2 separate regions of the Homo sapiens genome follow, and region 1 is linked to region 2. A link is an interaction called in ENCODE POLR2A ChIA-PET data of the cell type or tissue named here. Cell type or tissue: PC-9. All regions are shown on one strand. Region 1 has its middle 2.7 kb from the start of CIMAP1C. Region 2 overlaps SCAMP2 (secretory carrier membrane protein 2).

Region 1 (2,500 bases), 860 kb after region 2:
ATGGGATTACAGGCACACACCACCGTGCCTGGCTATTTTTTTTTTTCTTTTTTGGTAGTGACAGGGTCCCACTGTGTTGTCCAGGCTGGTCTCGATCTCCTGGGCTCAAGCAGTATTTCCTAGAACAGGACCTTCTCTTTCATAACTGGAGTGCAATGATCAAAACCAGGAAATTAACATTGGTACAATACTTTGAACTAAGCCATAGACTTTTTTCTCCCCAGCTTTGCCAATTTTCCCAAAAATATCCTTTATAACAAAAGAAAACCTCGGCTTTCTTCTGAGTGTCTATTCATCTTGCATGGTTCTTCAGCGTTTCATTGTCTTCCATGATGTTGCCATTTTTGACAAGTACAGGCCAGTTCTTTTAGGTGAATTTTGGTTTGAGTTTGTCTGTTTTCCTCATGATTAAATTCAGGTTCTGTATTGTGGCAGGAATGCCTAGGAAGTGATGCCGTGCCCTTCTCACGCAGCCTATCAAAAGACACATAACTGGCTGGGCGTGGTGGCTTACACCTGCAATCCCAGCGCTTTGGGAGGCCAAGGAGGGCAGATTACTTGAGGTCAGGAGTTCGAGACCAGCCTGGCCAACATGGTGAAACCCTGCCTCTCCTAAAAATACAAAAATTAGCTGGGCATGGTAGCAGGCTCCCCTAATCCCAGTTATTCAGGAGGCTGAGGCAGGAGAATTGCTTGAACCCAGGAGGCAGAGGTCATAGTGAGCTGAGATCACGCCACTGCACTCTAGCCTGGGTGACAGAGCAAAAGACTCTGTCTCCCCCAAAAATCCCCCACAAAAAAACCAAACAAACAAAACCAAGAGGCACACATCTATTGTGCAATCATTGGGATGTTGACTCGTATCACTTGGTTGAGGTGATGCCTGCCAGGCCTCTCTTCTATAAAGTTACTGTTTCCCCTTTGCAATGAATAAGCATACGCCAACATTGAAAGGTCAGGTTGAGGAAGGAAGGAAGCCAGGAAGAAAGCCAGTGCAGGGGCAGCCGAGAGACAGAAGGAAAGAAGGAGGGCGTCCTGGAGCCAGCAGGAGGGGCAGCATGAGTGAGGCAGGGCTGGCATTTATTGCATTAGAGGATGAAGAGTGTCCCTTGGAAGCAGCTGCCACCTGCAGGTGGCGGGCGTCGAGTTAAGCCTCTTTCGGGTGGAGCAGTGGGCCTGGAGCCAACTCAGGCTGAGTCAAGTGTGAGAGGGAGGTGAGAATGGAGATGACTGGAAAACACCTCTGTGGGGAAGGTGGTCTGTGGGCTGGGCAGAGAGGGACAGGCAGTGACGGAGAAGCATGTGGGCTTGGGGGACAGTTTGAATAGATAGAGGGGACTTAGGATATCTAGAGTGTGACAGGAGGGAGCCAGATGAGAGGCGCAAGTCCAAGGAGAGGGGTGCAATCCACAGTGTCCCAGGCGGGACGTGGGAGCCGATGACAAAAGACATGGCGGTTCTGAGGCTGTGATGGGGGGTACTCGTCAGAGCCCAGCCTGATGGGGCAGGTGGATGGGGGGGCCGGAAGGATGGCCAGGCGAACAGAGGAGAGTGAGCCATGCAGGGGATGATCCCTGGGGGTGGGGGAGAGGGGGAGGGCAGGCTGCCCAGAGGTGGGGGTGGGTGGCAGGTGGCGAGGAGGGCAGGTCCAAGGTTCTGGCCATGAGACTGTCCTGACAGCTTTAGCTGCCTGATGCAGATGGACAACGCAGACCTGGGGGACGCAGTGCTGGGATGTTCCAGGAAAGGGGCTGGATGAGGAGGGTGGTGAAAGCTGGAGGGGCCTGAAGGATGACGCAGAAGTGCAGGGAGTGCAGGGTCAGCACTGGGGTCTCAGAGATGGGGGGCAGGGGATGGCCTCCCAGAGAGACTGGCTGTCAGTGCTGTGGGAGGTGGTGAGAAGCCCAGGATTGCAGTGGGGGACCGGCCTGTGAGGGAGTGGAGTGGAGGTGTTTGCACATGAGGAGGTCTGGGAACGGGGAGGCCAGGGCATTGGTGGTGGTCCCTGGGGAGGCCTGAGCTATCAGGGTCATGGCAGGAGTTGGGGTGGGGTGGAGGTGGCCTCGAGCCACGGCTGCTAGGTTTATGAGTAGGGACCCAGGGCAGCCCTGAGGAGCTGAAGGGGGACACACCTGGATGCCAGTGCCCCAGAGGAATGGGGCATTTGATGGGGAGGGCACAGTCTGGGGACCAAGGCAGCCAGAGACCCACGGCACTGTGGACTCTGAGGCATGAGGGATGTGAATGTCGGAGCAGCCAGCTTTGGACAGGGCCGAGGGCCACCTCCAGGGGTGAGCTGGGTCTCCATCAGAGCTGGAGGAAAGGAAGCATTTGGAACAAATTGGAGTGGCTTGTGACCTGCTGGGGTGCGGGGTGGCCTAGTTTCCTGAAGAGCTGTGCACCAGGATGATGGGGCAGAAGCAGTGAGGGAGGAAGGCAGGAGGCTCCCCGGGCCTGAAATACTTGGAGACTGCCCGCTCACCAGGAAGGTGGGGGTCCC
Region 2 (2,500 bases):
GAGTCACGCTCTGTCACCCAGGCTGAAGTGCAGTGGCATGATCTCCACTCACTGCAGCCTCCGCCTTCTGGGCTCAAGCTATTCTCGTGCCTCAGCCTCCTGAGTAGCTGGGATTACAGGCGCCTGCCACCACACCTAGCTAATTTTTATATTTTTAGTAGAGATGGGGTTTCACCATGTTGGGCAAGCTGGTCTTGAACTCCTGGCCTCAGGTGATCCGCTCACCTCAGCCTCCCAAAGTACTGGGATTACAGATGTGAGCCACTGCACCTGGCCTCCAGTTCTTTTTTTTTTTTTTCCTTTTTCTTTTTTAGAGACAGGGTCTCACTCTGTTGCCCAGGCTGGAGTACAGTGGTGCAATCATAGCTCATGGTAGCCTCAAACTCCTGGGCTCAAGCATTCCTCCCACCTCAGCCTCCGGAGTAACCAGGACTACACACATGAGCCACCAGGCCTGGCTGATTTTTAAAGTTTTTTTGTAGAGATGGGGTCTTGCTTTGTTGCCCAGGCTGGTTTTGAAGTCCTAAGCTCAAGTGGTCCTCCCACCCTGGGCTCCCAAAGCACTAGGATTACAAATGTGAGCCACCTTGCCCTGTCCAGATCCAATTGTTAAATACAATGCTAATATTAGACATAGCCACAGAGTGACCCCCTCAGTTTACAGATGTAGAAACTGATATTCACCATGATCCTAGGACCCAAAATGGGAGCTCTCTCCTTACTCTGAATATTTATAGAGCTGAGGGTCAGCATTGAATATGTTCTCTGGTTTTATCACAGATACTTCCTCTTATCTCTTATCTTCCCACCTGAGCCACCAGTTCATAGAGGGTATGAATGTCTGACTGCCTCCAGGCATACAGCCAGAACTCACTGTGTCTGGACGGGCCTCATACTACAGCCTCCACCCCTTCCAACCTCCTCTGCGACAGACTGTGGCTATGTTCTTCCTGCTGAACACCACCTCTGCCCTGATGGCTCCTGCAACTTGGACAAAGTGACAAGGTGAAGTTCAGGAGGCTCTGTGTTGCTGAAGAATTGGCCTTGAGGTTATTTCATGCCTGAATGACCAGTGGTTTACTACCAGAATCATCTGGCTTCCTGCAAGGAAGATTTGGGGCTTGGTATCTGTTCCCCTCTCAGACTCAGCAGACACCTAGCCACCGCTGAAGTCACTGAAATCGGATCTACCATCCACAGAAGTGGCTCCTCGAGTCTGAGTCACCAGAGGACAGAGGAAGAGGGGCCACTCTGGTAGCAGTTTCAGGTAATGGCAAACAGACATCTGGCCAAGGTGCACATGTTTAATAGGTGATCTCCAGGCCCACAAAGAGATGCCATTTCCTTTATGAATGGCAGACAGAAGGGGACTGTGATGGGGATCATAGGGTGACTGCCCTGTCCACTCTGATCCCTCCCTTTTTCCTAAAATCTTAAAGACATGGCCTTGGACTCCTCACCGGGCTCCTCATAAACAAATCTGATCTCCATGATTAAGTTAGAAGCTCCCTGCAGCCATGTGCATCTGTGTCTGGTTCATATTCTAGTTCCTTGGTGCTTGGTGAAGGGCCTATGGCAGCACAGCAGCTCAGCGGTTTGAGAAGACACGCAGCACGCTGTAGGGCCTCCCTCTTTTTAGAAAGCACTGCCCAAGTGCCAGGGCATAGCAAACAGGAGGCACCTGCATCACAGCAGTAGCCCAAGGGCCTGGAAGCACGTTGCCTAGGAAGAGCAACCTAAAACGCTGAGACAAGTGGATATTTTCCCATCTAAGAAAACCTAGGCTCTTTCTGAAAGATGTGCGTGGCTTCAAGACAAGCTGAGCCCTGGCAAGAAAGGGAGGGAGGAGGAGGGACTGGGGAAGGAAGCTGACATTTACTTAGTGTCTACGGTGTGCCAAACTCACCACACAATGATGCTACTGTGAAATTCTAGTCACCCCAGAACTAGCCACTGTGTCGAGTTGTCAGAAAAGAGGGTTTTACTGGCCTTCCTTGACCTGGTTCTTCAAAAGACTTATGACCCCCTAATCCACTATTTATAATGACTTTACTGCTCTCCTGGTACCTAGGGTGGTACTAGTTATACTCCATACTTGAGAGAGCTGAGAGAGTCACTCCAATCAGCTTCTCTGTTCTGTGGCTCAGCTCGGGACCCTGGCTGAGAAAAGCTACAATACAGCTCCTCATTTAACCCTCACAACAGCCTTATGAGGAAGGAATATTTATATTTTGCAGCTGGAAAAGCTCAAGCTCAGAGAGGGGAAGTAGCTTGTCTTAAGATCTCAGGGGTAGTGGCTCAGCCAGATTTTCAATCCAAGTCTGTCTCCAGGGACACAAGATGGTAAAGCTGAGTGGGGCAAAGCATCTCGAAGCCTGGTACGGAGCCTGACAAATTGAAGGCGCTCAGTGAATATGTGGCAGGATGAATGAGCCCCACTCCAGGAGGACACTGACAAGGGCTTCTGCTTGTTTCCTTGCTTCCTTCTTTCCTTCAAAGA

What was found. ChIA-PET counts read pairs that join two places held together with the same protein. Peaks named below come from ENCODE experiments on the same cell type or tissue, not always from the same donor. Only the 100,000 strongest peaks of a DNase experiment are listed, where the experiment ranks them.
Region 1: POLR2A ChIA-PET joins it to region 2 with 11 read pairs; 1 of 35 experiments calls an interaction of 5 or more read pairs at or near these places.

The regions. Positions count from the first base shown.
Region 1 is chr15:75,720,121-75,722,620 of GRCh38, forward strand. No RefSeq gene overlaps it. Among named protein-coding and RNA genes, the nearest start is that of CIMAP1C, 2.7 kb to the right of the region's middle. In PC-9, CTCF peaks have their summits at 1,059 and 1,258; a DNase peak (open chromatin) is centred at 1,141.
Region 2 is chr15:74,856,299-74,858,798 of GRCh38, forward strand. All of the region lies in intron 1 of SCAMP2 (secretory carrier membrane protein 2), which reads right to left. Among named protein-coding and RNA genes, the nearest start is that of ULK3, 14 kb to the left of the region's middle. RefSeq lists enhancers at 89-158, 905-1,014, 1,045-1,104, 1,455-1,504, 1,735-1,804. In PC-9, no CTCF peak of the experiment used is centred here; DNase peaks (open chromatin) are centred at 913 and 1,173; H3K27ac peaks cover 2,154 bases.